2 separate regions of the Homo sapiens genome follow, and region 2 is linked to region 1. The links are chromatin contacts, found by POLR2A ChIA-PET in ENCODE. All regions are on one chromosome and are shown on one strand. Each heading gives the region's core, a stretch centred on a gene start or an enhancer-like site at or near the end of the contact. The rest is flanking DNA. Distances are from core to core; before and after follow the strand shown. Region 1 has its middle 95 kb from the start of SERTAD2. Region 2 has its middle 28 kb from the start of LINC02245.

Region 1 (4,075 bases), core at 1,510-4,009:
CTTACCCTCAAAGAGCTTTGTTTAACAGGAGGGAAAACCACAGATAACAGCAAATGTGTGATATGTATTACACTTTAATAGAGGTATGTACATTCTATTATGCAAGTTTAAATGAAAGGGGATCAACTCAATTCATTCAATAGCTAAATTTCTTTTTTTTTTTTTTGAAACAGGGTCTTACCAAGCACAGTGGCTCATGCCTGTAATCCCAGCACTTTGGGAGGCCAAGAGGGGTGGATCACTTGAGGTCAGGAGTTCAAGACCAGCCTGGCCAACATGGTGAAACTGTGTCTCTACTAAAAATACAAAAATTAGCCGGGCGTGGTGCCGCACACCTGTAATCCCAGCTACTCAGGAGGCTGAGGCAGAAGAATTGCTTGAATCTGGAAGGCAGAGGTTGCAATGAGCCAAGTCTGCACCACTGCACTCCAGCCTGGGCGACAGAAAGAGACTCTGTCTCCAAAAAAAAAAAAAAAAGAAAAAAAGAAAAAGAAAAAGAAAAAAAAACAGGGTCTCTGTTGCCCAAGCTGGAGTGCATGCAGTGGCGTAATCACAGCTCACTGCAGCCTCCACCTCCAGGGCTCAGTAGCTGGGACTACAATCATGTGCCACCACATTCAGCTGATTTTTGTATTTTTTGTAGAGACGGGGTTTTGCTGTGTTGCCCAGGCTGGTCTCAAAGTCCTGGGCTCAAAGTCCACCTCAGCCTCCCTAAGTGCTGGGATTACAGGCATGAGCCACTGTGCCTGGTCCAGTAGCTCTATTTCTTAAAGAGTCATACAAACTCTAGATTAAAAGTATAAATCTCATAAAACATTAGGCATATTGATAAAAATTTTGATTATTTTATTGATAACAATAAATTTATCTTTACAAAAAATTGTCTAAAAAACATATTCATATTTCAAGATATGCAAAGCACATAAGAGTTAAACTTGCAAAGATGCACCAAAGACTACTCAAGATCTTTGCATATATTAACTCATTCTGTGCGATCACAATAACCCTATGAAGTAGGTGCTATTATTTCCATTTTACAGATGAGGAAACTGAGGCTAACTTGGCCAAGGTCACAAAGATAATGAGGAAAAGCTGGGGTTTAAACTTACGGAATCTGGTTCTGGAAGCCCCACTTTTTTTTTTTTTTTTTTTTAATTATTTTGTAGAGACCGGATCTCACCATCTTGACCAGGTTGGTCTCAAATTCCTGAGCTCAAGCCATCCTCCCACCTCAGCCTCCCAAAGTGCTAGGATTACAGGCATGAACCAGCGTGAGGTCCTACTCTTAACCACTACACTAGACACCTCTCTAAGACTGCTGGTGATGATGGGGTAGCTAACCTGGAGTGCTCTGTGACATGTACTCTCATGCAACCTTACAACAACCCCTTGAGAAGTCATTCTTTCCATCTACAGGACAAAACCCACAAAAGCCAGGTTAGAAACGTCCCCCAAGGTCACACAGCCAGTGAGGGATGGTGGTAAGATTCAAACTCTGGCAGCATGGCTCCCTTGTGCTATGAGGTCTTTCAATAATTCAGTCTTACACTCATAAAAAAGGTCACATGATAAAATTTACTAAACAATTCAAAAAGGTTTTGTGTAAGTCTTCCTGAAACACTCTGGAAGGTTTTGGGGCTTATGACAAGCATTTCTTTAAGACAGCATTTACATTTAAGTCACTTTTCATCTTTACTACTTTGGGCTGATCATAAACACATTTCTGCTCTTTAAAAAGAAATATTTCTGTAGCAACTTGGCAGATTTCGGTACAGGAACAGTCTATTCTTTAAAATTAAATTTAGTAACAACTTATTCTGGTTACTCTGAAAGAGAAGGAGAGAATGAACTATTAAGAGGCCTTTCCTGTACTTTAATGTTTCAAAACATGTTTGGTTTGGCCTCATTTGAATCTTGTGGACAACTAGCCCAGAACTTGACTCAAAAAGAGTAATACCATTTTAAAACAGCTGAATTCTAAAAAGCAACCTCAGAAGCCAACTCTGAGCAACTATTTCTCATAATTTTTACTTTTATTTCAAACAAAATATGAAAGATGCATATGGCAACATCCTCATAAAGCATATATAGACAGGTATTTGTACTTCTGAGCTATGGACAACCAAGAAACCAAATCAAAATTTTACAAAATTCTGTAGTATGACATTGCTGAACAAGCAATGAAGTACACAAAAGATGGATATCAAAAGAGAAATAATCCATATTTCTCTCATATCCTTAACATGCTCCATTGTGTCCAGTGACTGAGAAATTTAAAACTCTGTGTTGTAATGCCTCCCTGTAACAGAGGTGAGCTAAAGATGAAGTGTCAAGCTGGATTTCCATCTTACCTTGCTTTCCCCCAACAGGTTCAAAGACTTCATAACCTTTGATACGGACTTGATATTTTTTCAATAGGGAACCCATAAAACTATTTTCAAATAAAAACACTAAGCAATGCCACTAGACAATCTGTCTTTCTCTGCTTTATCGCTGCCCTATCGCCACGCATTAAAATTAAAAATACCTTTCTGCCTTGCCTTTATTGAATAAAAGTTTAACTTTGAATTAGAAGAAAACGTACCCATCGTCCCTTTTACACTTTTTGCAGGTGATAGAATCTATCAGATCACATTGGTGGCTATCACTGCTCTCTAAGCATCCTAAAGACAGAAAGCATGCCATTACCAAATGTTTTATAAGCGTTATAATGCCCCGATGGTGGAAGTCTGGCAATACCTAGATATACAGCAAGGCTGGTGAATAAGGAGCTGAGGGGCGGAGGAAGCGGGAGCGAGGGAGGGAGGAAAGGAGGGAGTCGCCACCTTAAATCCACGCCGGACCGGGAACCTGCAGCCCACAACCTGATCCCTGCCCTCCCCAACAGTGGACCGGCCACCACATTTTTTCAGATCCTCCTCACCCAACCCAGCACAGCACTCACCCTTCTGCGAAGAAGTCGGCACCCAGTCCAGCTCCGAGACGGGTCGGGGTGGCAGCGAGGGAGGGGGCGTCTGGGCTGTGGGCGGGGGGTGTCTGTGCGTCACTCGAGTACAGGACGGTGAGTTCGAGGGGTGGGAGCGCAGAGGAGCGGGGAAATCAAGTCACGGCCGAAAAGGGAGAAGGAGAAACGGAGGGGTGGGGTGATGGAGCGCCCCCTCCCTAAAATAAACCCACCGGCCCCTACGATCTCTGCCCCAGAGAGGGAAAATAAAATCAGGGGAAATAATAGACCAACCAATAAATCTCTAAAACGACGAGGAGCGAGGAACAGACTTTAATTTAAAGGGGGGAAAATTGAGCGAGGGCTGGAGGGGAGACAGAGGGAAGCGGCTCTGGGTCTATCCCATGCCTTTGCAGTCCCCAGGCAGAGGAGGAGGCTGGCTGAGGGGAAGTTGCAGCGGCTCCCGAGGAGGAGGAGGAGAAGGAGGAGGAGGATGTTACACCGTAACAAGTACAGACAGACAGCCATGGATCAGAGGGGCGCTGCAAGCAGGAGCAGGGGCGGCCGCGGCGGGGCGAGCGGCGGCGGGCGGCAGCACCGCCTGCTCGGCTCGCTCAAGACATTTAATTGGATTGATGGGTTGTGCAGTGACTCACAGACTTTACAGAGTCGTACAGCAATCCCCGCCCAGCTGGACAGGGGTGATGCGGCGGGGACGGGCGGGGTAAGGGGGCCGAGAAAGAGGTGAGCTAGGAGGCGGCGACGAGAGGGTGAGGAGCTGAGGGGGCGGAGCGGAGCGGAGCTACCCAATGGTGAGGCCCATCGTTCCGACGGGCGTGGGCCTCGACCTATGGCGGCGCGGCTCGTTAAGCGGCTGGCTGCACCCCTGGCCCAATGAGTCTTCTAAGGACACTGCCGCGAGCGGGGCGGGGGCAGTGGAGTGGGGGGTGGGGAGAGGTGGGTGGACGTTCAAGTGTGGGGTGGAGGGAAGGAGGAGGCGCCGGAGACCCGCGGAGTCACTCGGCCCTCCTCGCTCCAGAAGTGCGCCTTCTGCCAATCCGAGCGCCTCGCGGGAGTGATGGACGCGAGCGTGTGGCCAATGGGGAGGAGAGGGCTTCCGCAGCCGGCCAG
Region 2 (4,158 bases), core at 1,066-3,565, 210 kb after region 1:
TGAACCAGGAAGACTCACACAGCGGGGCTCCTTGGGCAGCTCTCTCTATCGCTATGTAACCATCCCACATGGTCTTCCTGCAGGGTGGCTTCAGCTTGGCTCAGGGCTCCAAAGGTCCATGTTGAAATGAAGAGAGAACCAGGCAGGAGCCACGTCGTCTTTCATGACTGGGTCTCAGAATCCACACAGCATCACTGCTGCTGTCCTCTATTAGGAACAGAGACTCTTACTCCTAATGGGAGAGTGGCAAGGTTTTGGAAGAGCATGTGGGACTGGAAATATTGTTGTGGCTATTGTTTTCCTTTTTAAAATTGTGGTGAAATCTTCATGAAAGTTACCATTTTAACTATTTCTACATGCACACTGCAGTAGCAGTTAGTACATTTGCATTGCTGTGCACCATCACCACTCTCTCTCTCTCTCTCTCTCTCTCTCTCTCTCTCTCCAGAATTTCACCTGCCCAAGTTGAACTCTGTACCCATGCAGCAGTAACTCCCTATTCCCCCCGGCTCCAGCCCCTGGCAACCCCACTCTACTTTTTGTCTCTAGGAGTTTCGCTATTCTAGGTACCTCATAAAAGTGAAATCATACAGTGCTTGTCCTTTTGTGTCTGGCTTATTTCACCGAAGGCCAATTTCATAAAATACAATTTGCCACATGTTCTAAGGTCAAGTTGTACCAAAGCTTATTCTGTTTTTCATCTAAAATTACATCCAGCCGCACTATCTAATGCTGCCCATCATTGGTTCTGCAATGAATTAAATGACAACAAAAAGATGCTCCAATAATAAAATTCTAACAAATAGAGAGGGCCCAAATTTGAATATAAACATCCTTGCTGCTATCAAATGCCCAAGGAAAATTAAAGTCCTAAAAATTAACTTTTTAAATTCAGTCCAATGAACCCAAAGTCCAAAATTTTTAAGTTAATGTTTAATGGGAACTAGAGTCCAAAATAAAATTATCAGCCCGGCATGGTGGCTCACGCCTATAATCTCAGCACTTTGGGAGACCGAGGCGGGTGGATCACTTGAGCCCAGGAGTTCGAGACCAGCCTGGGTAACATGGCAAAACCCCATCCAAAAAAAAAATACAAAAAAAATTAGCCAGGCGTGGTGGTGTGTGACTGTAGTCCCAGCTACTCAGGAGGCTGAGGTGGAAGGATCACTTGAGCCCAGGAGGCTGAGGTTGCAGTGAGCCAAGATTGCATCACTGCACTCCAGCCTGGGTGAGAGTGAGACCTTGCCTGAAAATTATATACACACACAGACACACACACACACATATATATATATATATATCTTGCCCTATGAATTACACTTTATGTTTCTTTTCCTTTCCCCCTGCTTCCCCACTGAAAACTTTGTATTGGCCTTTTGGGTAGAAACGGGAACTTTTTTACCAGGAAGAATAATCCTATCACACTTCCACTGGAACCAGCACATGGCCTCCTCTTTGCTGACTCTGTTTGTCCCCAGTGCAGTCTGTCCCACACTTCTTGTCTGCGATGCTAAAACCTCACCTGTCCAGCACCACATTGAAGTCCAGGTCATAGATACCAGTGCTTGAGTCATATTTGATACCTATATCGGTGTGTTTCTGGATCCCAAAACCAAAGTTTCTAGTATCTGAGGGATTATTTTTTTCTTTTCTTAACTCATATTCCTGTACCTTTAGACCTTTCTCCAGGATTGTTTCTGCCTTGGCCCCTCAGAGTGTGCAGTGGACGGCAATCTCTTCATTTCTCCTGATGCTGAAGGATCTGATGCTGTACTTGGCTTTGGAAAACACAGGGGTCTGGCCTGTGAGCTGCTCAGGTCAGTCTGTCTCTACCCTCCCCACACAGATATTGAGGCGAGTTTGTGGATGTGAAGTTCCCAAGTGGGGATCTTCTTTTCACCTTGATCCTGCACCATCATGGAGAATAGGAAGAGCCAAATTTCTTAAATAAAATTAAAATTTAAAGAAATCACTCCTGAATGTTAAATTCTGCTCAGAGTCCTTCAGAGAGGTCCTCGATACCTGGATAAAATTGGGGGTTCTTCAGTAACTTCAAGATCAGACATCTCTCCTAAGAATAAGTGTGGTTCTTTCAGGACCTCAGAAATTAATAGGACACAGGAGATAATTACAACACCACCTATTAACACTTTGGGCTTTAAAAAATGTTCCCAGGCAAAACCATCTTCTCAGTACCCTGTATTTATAGAATTTAGACTCAACTATTTTGTCAAAGCCTACAGGAGAAACAAGATGTTCTGAGGGAAGGAGGATAAACAAAGTGAAGGCCGTCTTGGATCAGCCTTGCCAGAGGACACTCAGTCTGTGGTGGGTGTCTGGAGCCTGCTCTCTGTGAATTTAAACTCAACTGGGAGAATTCTCTCACTGAAAGGTCAATTGTGGCACTTTAAAAAAAAATCCAGTACTCAGAGTAGTTCCAGAGGAGCAGAATCTTAGGATGATTTCTTTGAATTCGTTCTGGCTTATCTAGAATTGATTTTCTGATCTGATTAGATTTACAGGCATTAATGAGCCTATTTCCAGAGGTAAAGAGGGCACTGATACTTTATGGCCTGCAATGACAAGACAGTAATGTAAAATTATTACATTTAGAGACCTGTAATCAAGTTTTATAGAAAGCTAGGCTCTAGGTTACTAAGCATTTGAGGCTGTAGTTCCTTTTAATGAAAATAAGGAGGACATGCTTCTCATTGGGCTGGAGAACATAAGGAAAGAAAATGATGAGCTCGGGACTTCAAATTTCCAGCTCAAGGCTCACATTAAGAATCTGGAAGCTCCAATGACTACTTAAAGAAACCCTAATCTCCTATAGCCACAGGGAAACTAAATCCAAAGTCTAATTTTGTGGGTGGCTGAATTACAAGGCAAATTGAATTTGCAGCCATGTAGTACCTCTTTTGTTAAAGTAAGGGTACTGATTGGGAAGGAGAGGGGCCCTGAGAACTGGAAGGGGATATACGGGGAGATTCCAGTAAAGCTGGGAACTTGAACCCCAAGTTCTGCTGAATCTTCTTTGCTAATAGAAGCAACCCTTCCATCATCTGAGAGGACTGGTTCCCCTTTGTCTAAAGATCCTGTAATAATCCTCTGCAGAACCCATCCCCACCACCTCTCTCTTTCCTAGATTTATAACTAGACTCAAGTCCCCGAAAGCCCCAGAAGGTAAGGTACAAATTATGGATCATGAGGAAGTGTATTAGTCAGGGTTCTCTAGAAGGACAGAACTAATGGGATATATCTAGATATAAAAAGGAGTTTGTTGGGCCAGGCGCAATGGCTCACACCTGTAATCCCAGCACTTCGGGAGGCTGAGGCGGGTAGATCACGAGGTCAGGAGTTTGAGACCAGCCTGGCCAACATGGTGAAACCCCATCTCTACTAAAAATAGAAAAATTAGCCGGGTGTGGTGGCAGGCACCTGTAATCCCAGCTACTCAGGAGGCTGAGGCAGGAGAATCGCTTGAAACCAGAAGGCAGAGGTTGCAGTGAGCCAAGATAGTGCCACTGCGCTCCAGCCTCGGCAACAAGAGTGAAACTCCATCTCAAAAAAAAAAAAAAAAGAAAGAAAGAAAGAAAAGGAGTTTGTTAAGGAGAATTGACTCACATGATCACAAAGTGAAGTCCCACAATAGGCCATCTGTAAGCTGAGGAGCAAGGAAGCCAGCAGTGGCTCAGTCTGAGTCCCAAAACCTCAAAAGTTGGGAAGGTGACGGTGCAGACTTCAGTCTGTGGCCTAAGACCTGAGAGCCCCTGGCAAACCACTGGTCTAAGTCCAAGAGTCCAAAAGCCAAAAATCGTGGAGTCTGATGTTCGAAGGCAGGAAGCACCCAGCATGAGAAAAGATGAAGGCCGGAAGACTAGGCAGGTTAGCTCCTTCCACCTTCTGCTGCCTGCTTCTTCTTTTCTTTCTTTTTTTTTTTTTTGATATATTTGTAATATATTTACAAATATAAAATTCTGACATCACCAGACATAGTACTGAATGTCATTTTCTTGAAAGCTTGCCAGTTTTTGTACATTTTTGCACAAATGTACACGATTGTACATTTAGGCATCATAAGTAGTATCAACACCATAAAAGCATATATGAAATTTAAGATTAATATGCTTTCTGCCTGCTTTTTCTAGCCGTGCTGAA

The links. ChIA-PET counts read pairs that join two places held with the same protein, here RNA polymerase II (POLR2A).
Region 2: POLR2A ChIA-PET joins it to region 1 with 11 read pairs in AG04449. The contact joins two enhancer-like sites. POLR2A ChIA-PET finds 5 or more read pairs at or near these places in 3 of 52 experiments (AG04449, AG04450 and K562).

Annotation. Positions count from the first base shown.
Region 1 is chr2:64,747,337-64,751,411 of GRCh38, forward strand. No RefSeq gene overlaps it. Among named protein-coding and RNA genes, the nearest start is that of SERTAD2, 95 kb to the left of the region's middle. RefSeq lists silencers at 2,986-3,055, 3,387-4,075. Within about 2 kb of position 2,760, at least 36 of the 41 ENCODE cell types and tissues checked have a DNase peak (open chromatin) inside an H3K27ac peak, as active enhancers do.
Region 2 is chr2:64,958,701-64,962,858 of GRCh38, forward strand. It overlaps the pseudogene RPL11P1. Among named protein-coding and RNA genes, the nearest start is that of LINC02245, 28 kb to the left of the region's middle. Within about 2 kb of position 2,316, at least 2 of the 41 ENCODE cell types and tissues checked have a DNase peak (open chromatin) inside an H3K27ac peak, as active enhancers do.